Regions from separate parts of the Homo sapiens genome. Here region 1 is linked to region 2. Evidence: read pairs that join two places in POLR2A ChIA-PET (ENCODE). Cell type or tissue: GM12878. All regions are shown on one strand. Each heading gives the region's core, and the rest is flanking DNA. Links, peaks and the distances in the headings are about the cores only.

Region 1 (5,379 bases), core at 272-5,271, 160 kb before region 2:
TAAAATACAAAAATTAGCCGGGCGTGGTGGCACATGCCTGTAATCCCAGCTGTTCAGGAGGCTGAGGCAGGAGAATCGCTTGAACCTGCGAGGTAGAGTTTGCAGTGAGCCGAGATCACGCCATTGCACTCTAACCTGGGCAACGGAGCGAGACTCCGTCTCAAAAAAAGAAAAAAAAAAAAGTTGGGAGGATCAATTGAATTGGGAAGATGAAGGTTGCAGTGAGCTGAGATCACACCACCGCACTCCAGAATGGGCGACAGAGTGAGACCCTGTCTCATAAAAAAAAAAAAAAGAAAAGGCCAGGCGCAGTAGCTCACACCTGTAATCTCAGCACTTTGGGAGGCCGAGGTGGGTGGATCACCTGAGGTCAGGAGTTTGAGACCAGCCTGGCCAACATGGGGAAACCCGAACTCTACTAAAAATACGAAAATAAGCCGGGCGTGGTGGCTCACGCTCGTGATCCCAGCTACTCGAGAAGCTGAGGCAGGAGAATCACTGGAACCTGGGAGGCAGAGGTTGCAGTAAGCTGATATCGCAACACTGCACTCCAGCCTGGGTGACAGAGTGAGACTACGTCTCAAAAAAAAAAAAAAAGGAAAGGAAGAAAATTTTTGCCCAGAGCAGTAGTTCATGCCTGTAATCCCAGCCTTTGGGAGGCTGAGTCCTGCAGATTGCTTGAGCCCAGGAGTTCGAGACCAGTCTGAGCAACAATGGTAAGACCCCATCTATACAAAAAATTGAAAAAATTTATCCAGGCATTGTGGTACATACCTGTAGTCTCAGCTACTCAGGAAGCTGAGGTAGGAAAATTGCCTGAGCCCAGGAGGTCGAGGCTGCAGTAAACTGTGATCCTGCCATTGCACTCCGGCCTGGGTGACAGAGCAAGACAGCCACCTTTAACTCTGTCTTTAACATGGCTGTTTTTCTGTGTGTGCAAAGAGAAGGGTCTCTGGTGACCCTTCCCCTACTTATAAAGACACAGTCCTATCTGATTGGGGGCCTGCCCTTATGTCCACATGTAACCTTAACTACCTCTCTAAAGGCCCTATTTCCAAATGCAGTCACAGTTGAGGGTTAGGGCTTCAGTATATGAATTTTGAAGGACACAATTCAGTCCGTGACATCAATTTAATGAAATAATATGCAGCAATCAAAAAGAATGAGTTAGGACAGGTGTGGTGGCTCACGCTTGGAATCCCGGCACTGGGAGGCTGAGGCGGGCGGATCACTTAAGGTCAAGAAGAGTTCGAGACCAGCCTGGCCAACGTGGTGAAACCCCATCGCTACTAAAAATATAAAAATTAGCTGGGCGTGGTGGTGGGCGCCTGTAATCCCAGCTACTTGGGAGGCTGAGGCAGGAGAATTGCTTGAACCCAGGAGGCGGAGGTTGCTACGAGCGGAGATTACGCCACTGCACTCCAACTTGGGTGACAGAGTGAGACTGTCTCAAAAAAAAAAAAAAAGAACAAGTTAGATCAAATGTACAGACATGGAAAAATTTGAAGGAAATATTGGGGTTTTTTTGTTTGGATTTTTTGAAACAGTGTCTTGCTCCATCGCCCAGACTAGAATGCAGCGGCGCGGCGCAATCATAGATCACTGCAGCCTCAAGCTCCTGGGCTAAAGTAGTCCTCCCACTTCAGTAATCAGAATAGCTAGGACTACAGGCAGGTGCCACCAAGCCTGGCTTTTTTTTTTTTTTTCTTTTTTGAGATGGAGTCTCCCTCTGTCACCCAGGCTGGAATGCAGTGGTGCGATCTCGGCTCACTGCAACTTCTGCCTCCCAGGTTCAAGTGATTCTCCTGCTTCAACCTCCTGAGTAGCTGGGATTACAGGCGCCCGCCACCATGCCTGGCTAATTTTTGTATTTTTAGTAGAGACAGGGTTTCACCATGTTGGCCAGGCTAGTCTCAAACTCCTGACCCTAACTATCTGCCCACCACGGTCTCCCAAAGTGCTGAGATTACAGGCGTGAGTCACCCACCCAGCATTTTTTTTTTCTTTTGAGAGAAGGTCTCTCTCTGTCATCCACGCTGGAATGCAGTGGTGGGATCTCAGCTCACTGCAACCTTGACCTCCTGGGCTCAAGCAGTCCTCTCACCTCAGCCTCTGGAGTAGTAGAGACTATGGGCATGCACCAGGTCTGGCTAATTTTTGTGTTTTTTGTAGAGATGGGTTTTACCATGTTGTCCTGGCTGCTCCTTTTGCTGTGATTACGGTTTTGTTTTGTTTTGTTTTGTCTCTGACCCAGGAGTCTTGTTTCTACCGGCATGGAAGAAATAGTAGCAGGCTCACTAACAGCTTGTAAGTAGGGTAAAATTCCAGACCTGCATCTACACAGTTCCTCACAGTATAATGAACACCCGTATTACCCATCACCCAGCTTCAGGGATTATCAACTGAAGGCCAACCTTGCCTTATCTATAGGTCCCCATGTCCTAATGCCCAACAGATTTTAAAAAATCATACCACTTCATCTGTAAATATAACAGGGTGCATCTCTACAAGATTCCTACTTTTTCAGCATAACCATAAAACCAATATCATACCTTCAAAAGCTAGTAAATCCTTAGTATTATTGCAAAATTCCTAACAATAGTAACAATAGATAAATTCTTTTTTTTTTCTTTTTGAGACAGAGTCTTGCTCTATCGCCCAGGCTGGAGTGCAGTGGTGTGATCTCGGCTCACTGCAAGCCCCGCCTCCCTGGTTCACGCCATTCTCCTGCCTCAGCCCCCTGAGTAGCTGGGATTACAGGCATGTGCCACCACGCCTGGCTAATTTTGTATTTTTAGTAGAGATGGGTTTCTCCATGTTGGTCAGGCTCATCTCAAACTCCCAACCTCAGGTGATCCACCTGCCTCAGCCTCCCAAAGTGCTGGGATTACAGGCAAGAGCCACCAAGCCCTGCCTTTTTTTTTTTTTTTTTTTTTAACACTCAGTCTCACTTTGTTACCCAAGCTGGAGTGCAGTGGCGCGATCTCAGCTCACTGCAACTGCCGCCTCCCAGGTTCAAGCGATTCTCCTGCCTCAGCCTCCTGAGTAGCTGGGACTACAGGCACGTGACACCACGCCCAGCTAAGTTTTGTATTTTTAGTAGAGACGAGGTTTAACTATGGTGGCCCCGCTGGTCTTTAACTCCTGACCTTAGGTGATCCACCCACCCCAAAGTGCTGGAATTACAGGCTGAGCCACCGTGCCCAGTCTTAGGAGTTTTTTTTAAATTAAATTTTATTTATTTATTTATTTATTGAGACAGCGTCTCGCTCTGTATCCCAGGTTGGAATGCAGTGGTGCGATCTTGGCCCACCACAACCTCTGCCTCCTGGGTCCCGGTTCAAACACTTCTCCTGCCTCAGCCTCCCGAGTAGCTAGGATTACGGGCGCACACCACCACGCCGGCTAACTTTTTGTATTTTTATTAGAGATGGGGTTTCACCATGTTGGTGTTGGCCAGGCTGGTCTTGAACTCCTGACCTAGTGATCCGCCCACCTCGGCCTTCTAAAGTGCTGGGATTACAGGCGTGAGGCCACTGAGCCCGGCCCAGAATTAATTTTTATTAATTTTTTTTTTTTGAGACAGGGTCTCACTCTGTCTCCCAGGCTGGAGTGCAGTGGCATGATCTTGGCTCACTGCAACCCCCGTGTCCCGAGTTCAAGCGATTCTTCTGCCTCAGCCTCCTGAGTAGCTGGGACTACAGGCGCATGCCACCATGCCTGGCTAATTTTTGTACTTTTAGTAGAGACAGGGTTTCACCATGTTTGTTTGGTTGTTTTTTGAGACACAGTTTCACTCTTGTTGTCCAGGCTGGAGTGCAATGGCACTATCTTGGGTCACCGCAACCTCCACCTCTCAGGTTCAAGTGATTCTCCTGCCTCCGCCTCCTGTGTAGCTGGAATTACAGGCATGTGCCGCCACGCCCGGCTAATTTTGTATTTTTAGTAGAGACAGGGTTTCTCCATGTTGCCAGGCTAGTCTCGAACTCCCGACCTCCGGTGATCTGCCTGCCTCGGCCTCCCAAAGTGCTGGAATTACAGGTGTGAGCCACTGCGCCCGGCCTGGGTTTCACCATATTGGCCAGGCTGTCTCGAACTCCTGACCTTGTGATCCGCCCGCCTTGGCCTCCCAAAGTGCTGGGATTACAGACATGAGCCACCGCGCCTGGCTGATTTTTTTTCGTTTTCTTTTTTATTAGAAACAGGATCTCACTCCACTGTTATCTGCCTGTAATCTCAGCACTTTGGGAGACCGAGGCGGGTGGATCACCTGAGGTTGGGAGTTTGAGACCAGCTTGGCCAACATGGTGAAACCCTGTCTCTACTAAAAATAAACAAAATTCCCCGGCCGGGCTCAGTGGCTCACACCTGTAATCCCAGCACTTTGGGAGGCTGAAGCGAGTGGATCACCTGAGGCTGGGAGTTTGAGACCAGCCTGACCAACATGGAGAAACCCCATCTCTACTAAAAATACAAAACTAGCTGGGTGTGGTGGCGGGCACCCGTAATCCCAGCTACTCAGGAGGCTGAGGCAGGAGAATCACTTGAACCCAAGAGGCAGAGGTTGCGGTGAGCGGAGATCACGCCATTGCACTCCAGCTTGGGCAACGAGAGCAAAACTCTGTCTCAGAAAAATAAACAAATAAACAAAATTAGCTGGGCGTAGTGGTACGTGCCTGTAGTCCCAGTTACTTGGGAGATTGAGGCACAAGAATCATTTGAACCCAGAAGGTGAAGGTTTTGCAGTGAGCCAAGATTGCACCATTGCACTGCAGTCTGGGCGACAGAGCCAGACTCTATCTCAAAAAGAAGAAACAGGATCTCACTCTGTCATCCAGGCTTGGGTGCAATGGTGCAATCATAACTCACTACAGCCTTGAACTCCTGCGCTCAAGGGATTATCTTGCCTCAGCCTCCCGAGTAGACAGGACTACAGACATACATGCTAGCTTTTTTTCTTTTCTTTTCTTTTTTTTTTGTAGAGATTGGGGTCTCATGTTAACCAGATAAACCACCACACCCAGCCTTTTTTTTTTTTTTTCTTTCAGACAGGGTCTGTTGCTCTGTCAGGCTGGAGTGCAGTTGTATGATTATGGCTCACTGTGGCCTCAACCTCCCAGGCTCAAGCAATCTTCTCACCTCAGCCTCCCGAGTAGCTGAGACCACAAGCGCATGCCACCACACCCAGCTAATTTATTGATTGATTTTTTGTAGAGATGAGGTTTTGCCTTGTTGCCCGGGCTGGCCCTGAACTCCTGGGCTCAAGTGATTCTCCTCCCTTGGTCTCCAAAAGTGCTGGGATTACAGGTGTGAGGCACCAAGCTTAGCTTTCCGGGATGTTTTTTAGCCCTTACTGTTTTTGTTTGTTTGTTTGTTTGT
Region 2 (5,379 bases), core at 316-5,315:
AATCTTGGCTCACTGCAACCTCCGTTTTCTGAGTTCAAGCAATTCTCCTGCCTCAGCCTCCCAAGTAGCTGGGATTACAGCCACGCGCCACCACATCCAGCTAATTTTTGTATTTTTAGTAGAGACGTGGTTTCACTATGTTGGCCAGGCTGGTCTGGAACTCCTGACCTCAGGTGATCCACCCACCTTGGCTTCCCAAAGTGTTGGGATTACAGGTATGAGCCACCACGCCCAGCCTCTGGGCCTTTGTGTTCCTAATACTGTTACTGCACATAGGGATCAGTCAGTCACTATTTGAGTGAATATATATAAGCCAAGATTGAAGGTCTTGATTATATGTGGTATTCTAAAATTGTATATAGTTAAGGGGAGGGTGAGGGTAATAATGAAATTGATTATAGTTCCTGCATTATTCTAAAGACGATATTTGTACTTCACATTTTTAATTTCATTTAATTCCTAAAAGAGTCTCAGCTGGGTGTGGTGTGTCATACTTGTAGTCCCAGCTACTTGGAAGGTTGTAGGATCACTTGGGAGGCTGGAGGATCACTTGATACTAGGACTTTGAAACCACCCTAGGCAACATAGGGGGACCCTGCCTCTAAGCAAACAATATAGCCTCATGAAGTCAGTGATAGTCAGTTGCGGTTTTTTCAGTTTCTAAAGCATGATCACTGATGTTCTCTCATGGTTCTTCCTGAAATTATTAGCAGATGGCTGTATTAAAAGACTTTGTCAACTTTTCCAGCAGCATTTCAACTTGCTTCTTTGTTGATGGTGTGACATTTAAATGCTCTTAATTCTTTAAATCAATCAGTAATTATTAAGTACACACACACACACACACACACACACACACACACACACACACACACACATATATATATTTTGTTGTGGTTGTTGTTGTTTTTGAGATGGAGTCTCACTCTTGCTGCCTAGGCTAGAGTGCAATGGTGTGATCTTGGGTCACTGCAATCTCTGCCTCCCGGGTGTTCAAGGGATTCTCCTGCCTCAGTCTCCTGAGTACCTGGGATTATAGGTTCCCATCACCATGCCCGGCTAATTTCTTTTTTGTATTTTTAGTAGAGACAGGATTTCACTGTGTTGGCCAGCTGATCTCAAACTGCTGACTTCAGGTGATCTGCCTGCCTCAGCCTCCCAGACTGCTGGGATTACAGGCGTGAGCTACTGCACCCGGCCCGGCCTGTTTTTAATCAACAAAAATATCAGTTAATTCCCTTCACATTCCTCTGGGCATGGTAACCCTTGCTTTATAGCAGAGTATGCAGAGAGGGCAGCGACTCTGTGCTTTGGAGGAACATCTTGTGAGCACTCAAGTGTTGAAGTGGTAGAAAGTATTGCTTGGAATGTATTAGTTCTTTTCGAGCTGTTCTCTACAAGTCACTTTTGAATCTAGTCTATTTCTTGCCAAAAATATTGGAACCTTTTGCTAGTCTAAGATAATTACTCATAAAAAGGTCTGGGGTTTTTTTGTTCACTGCCTGTCCTCTTGTTTTATATCCCTTTCAGGCAGAAAATAAAGTGGAAAATGAAACGGATGAAGGTGATAAAGCACAAGATGGAGAAAATGAAAAAAATAGTGAAAAGGAACAGGATAGTGAAGTGAGTGAGGATACCAAATCAGGTAATTTGAGGAAACTCCTTAGATATTATTATGTAAAACTGTAAAAGGCACTGGAGAAATGAAGGTGGTTTATATAGAAATATTTCCTCATTTATTTTGGGTTTGTTTCTTAATGTAACAATAAGTATGTAATTGAGTTTCATTCAGATAGGTGCTAATACTAATGCTGGTGGCTACACTTTTTTCTGTGCTTTTAATATGTAGAAGAAAAAGTTATTCAACAGTATTGAAGTCACCTCACAGACTTCCCATTTCATTTTCTGTGTCAGTTGCTGATACACCCCATCATGCCTGTCAGGCTTAGAGAAGTAGTCTGTTCTCAGCTTCTGATTTCCTACAGACACTAGAGTTCCTAGAGCATTTCATTGATTGATGAGCAAGTACGTTGGCCTTAGACTTAGTTCCCCTGTATGTTCCTTTAAATATATATATCCAAGGGACCTCCACATAGAACTTAGCAAAATGATAGGAAAACAAGTGTGCTGTTTAGAAAATATGTCCCCAATAGAGGCAAACCTAAATGCATGGAATGGCTCAACAGAACTCTTAAAAAGAAGAAAAAGGCATTGACATCTCTTTGTCATATCAGTCCTAGTTTGTTATAGTGGTGGAGGTAAGGAGAAAGATGGGTTTTCGAGAGTGGGCACGCTAGTAACAAAGCTTTCTGATATTTTCAGAAGAAAAGGAGACTGAAGAGAACAAAGAACTCACTGATACATGTAAAGAAAGAGAAAGTGATACTGGGAAGAAGAAAGTAGAACATGAAATTTCCGAAGGAAATGTTGCCACAGCCGCAGCAGCTGCTCTTGCCTCAGCGGCTACCAAAGCCAAGGTTTGCCCCTGACAGCCCTTTTCCAGTGCTCTCTTAAGGCATGAATGGTCGTATTGTTTTTAGTTAATTGGGAACATTTAGTATAAAGAGCTTTGCTCCCAATAGGAGATGACTGCTTGAATGGCATTTCTAGGTTAAGAAATCCACAGGCAGGAGGAGGGTTATAGAAATAGTAGATCCAGTCTAAAGGGTGACTTTTTTCATTCCATTCATTATACCATTTAGCCTTGTAAAGACTGCAGAGATTGAAGGCAAATTTTAAAGTCTCTTTAAGGAACTGATTATCATTTTGTTTTTAATTTGCCTGCAGAACTTATCTTGGACTATTGTTCCAATAATTTCTACCAGATTGAAATATTTATGATTTTTAAGACAAAAACCTGTTTCCTTGCCTAAATACTTCACCCTGATCTTACAGACTGAAAGGAGAGAGAGACCCTAAAATAGCTCTTTTTCTTCTTGAATTTGCCAGCTTTTCTGGGGGTGGTTTTTTCTATTTATAGTATTAGCTGCAGAGCATATTTAAGAAGACATGAGAATGTTACTTTCCTCTCTGTGTTAATTTAGCATTTTAAGTAATTCTAAACATGAATATGTAAGTTTTTAAAAATCTTTTCCCCTGTTCTTCATTCTACTTCAGAAGTAGTTTCCTTCCATTATAGGATACCACATTTCAAGAAACAGTGATTACTAGAACATTGCTAATCATTTTATTTTGAACTGTTTTTGATCTTTTAATAAAGATGCTTTTTCATGATCTTTAATTCCCCAGATCATTCAGCTACTGTGAACTACTTCTCTAAGTGTTTAATCTGATATGATGAACCAATTCAAACTACAAGATTACTGTTTTGAATGCCCACCCATCTGACATAGATAGAGACAATGGAGGTTAGGGAGGTGTTTACAGGCCGCAGCAAATGCTCAGTCAACCCAGAGAGTTACTCCGGCTGATCATTGTTATTATACTAACTCGAAATCCTACAAATTTATACTACCTGCCCTTTTCCTAATAACTAAAACTAGGTAATACTTCCTAATAACTAAAATTAGCTAAAGAATCAGAAAGATATCTCCTGTCTGATTCTTTAGCTAATTTTAGTTATTCTATCTCCCCTACATCCCCCTCTGGGAAGTTTTGAGGTACATGCTTGCTTAAGTGACGGCTAATATAACTTGACTCTTTTTCACCATTTGTCCGGTTTTGCTCTTTCATTGCAAACATCTTTTTTAGTCTGTCTTCTGCTACCCTGGAGTGTTTGTGCATCTCTTTGTCTCTGAGCTGCTCAAGTTCTTACTGTAATACTGTCATTAGGTGTTTTAGAGATCTGAAGGATTATCGTGGTCATAGTCTCTCACATTTTATATATATGTGTGTGTGTGTGTGTGTGTGTGTGTGTGTGTGTGTGTATATATATATATATATTTTTTTTTTTTTTTTTTTTTTTGAGACAGTCTCACTCTGTCCCCCAGGCTGTAGTGCAGTGGTGTGATCTTGGCTCACTGCAACCTCCGCCTCCTGGGTTCCAGCGATTCTCCTGTCTCAGCCTCCCAAGTAGCTGGGATTAGAGGCGTCCATCACTATACCCGGCTAACTTTTGTATTTTTAGTAGAGACAGGGTTTTGCCATATTGATCAGGCTGGTCTTGAACTCCTGACCTCAGGTGATTCACCTGCCTCAGCCTCCCAAAGTGCTGATATTACAGGCATGAGACACCATGCCCGGCCTCTCGCATTATAAATGAGGAGCTAGAGGTGGAGAGGGCTTTCTCCTTTGTGCCCTTCCTCAGTCTTCAAACCTGCAACCTCGGCTCATTTTTGACTCCTGGTTCCATCATTTTCCATAGCTATTCAGCCAGGAAATTCTTCATGGTGCTTTAGATCACCTGCTAATGTTCAACTGCTCACTCAGGTCAGCATCCCTTAATCTTTTGCCTGTCTCCTCAGTCCCATTCTCTAACCCGCAGCCAATGTAATCTTCTTGCTTTTTAACTTGTTCTTAAGTATAACTCACATTCAAATAAATGGACATACTGAAGCCTACACCTTTGTGAATTTTTGACAAACTGGGCCCACCTATGTCACAAGCATCCGTTTCAATAAACAACATTACCAGCCCCTCCAGAAGCTTCCTCTTATTCCAGTTACTTTGCCTTCCCTGGAGAGTAATCACTAGTCTGTCTCATTACACCGTAGATTAGTTTCTCCTTTTTTTTTTTTTTAACTTCATATAAATGGAATCCTACATTATGTGCAGAAATCTTTAAAAATGCAAATAGGAACATGTTACTTTCTTCAGTAACCTCCCTATCTCTCTCTGGCTGCAATTTCAAACTCTTTAGTAGAGAATTTAGGATTTTTCTATAATCAGGACCCTACTTAGTTCTCAACCCTTATTTCTTACCTGTCCTTCCTGAACTGTTTCTTGTAGTTCTGCCAAACAGAATTGATTCTTTTATCTCTATCTAAGCTTTTTCGGACATTCTTTTCTTACAGAGCATGGTTTTTTCTTCCTATTATTTCTCCTCTTTAAATTTTTTTGTAGAGACTGGGTTTTGCCATGTTACCCAGGCTGGTCTGGAGCTCTTGGGCTCAAGAGATTTGCCCACCTTGACCTCTCAATGTGTCAGGATTACAGGTGTGAGCCACCTCACCTGGCCAGTTTCTCCTCTTGATACCACTGTGCTATGCTTCAGTGTATATTGCCATAGGAAGAACTAAAATGGTAGATTACCTTTTAAAAGTTTCATGAGGCTGGGTGCAGTGGCTCACACCTGTAATTGCAGCACTTTAGGAGGCCAAGGCAGGAGGATCACATTTGCTCAGGAGTTCAGGACCAGCCTGGGCAGCATAGTGAGACTCTGTCTCTACAAAAAAAAAATTTTTTTTTTAAGTTTCACAA

The links. Peaks named below come from ENCODE experiments on the same cell type or tissue, not always from the same donor. Only the 100,000 strongest peaks of a DNase experiment are listed, where the experiment ranks them.
Region 1: POLR2A ChIA-PET joins it to region 2 with 5 read pairs; 5 of 35 experiments call an interaction of 5 or more read pairs at or near these places.

The regions. Positions count from the first base shown.
Region 1 is chr3:47,794,234-47,799,612 of GRCh38, reverse strand. No RefSeq gene overlaps it. Among named protein-coding and RNA genes, the nearest start is that of DHX30, 6.2 kb to the left of the region's middle. In GM12878, for the core only: no CTCF peak of the experiment used is centred there; no DNase peak of the experiment used is centred there.
Region 2 is chr3:47,632,288-47,637,666 of GRCh38, reverse strand. It overlaps SMARCC1 (SWI/SNF related BAF chromatin remodeling complex subunit C1), which reads left to right. Exons shown (of 28, transcript NM_003074.4): 23 at 1,531-1,645; 24 at 2,323-2,477. Among named protein-coding and RNA genes, the nearest start is that of SNORD146, 27 kb to the left of the region's middle. In GM12878, for the core only: no CTCF peak of the experiment used is centred there; a DNase peak (open chromatin) is centred at 2,318.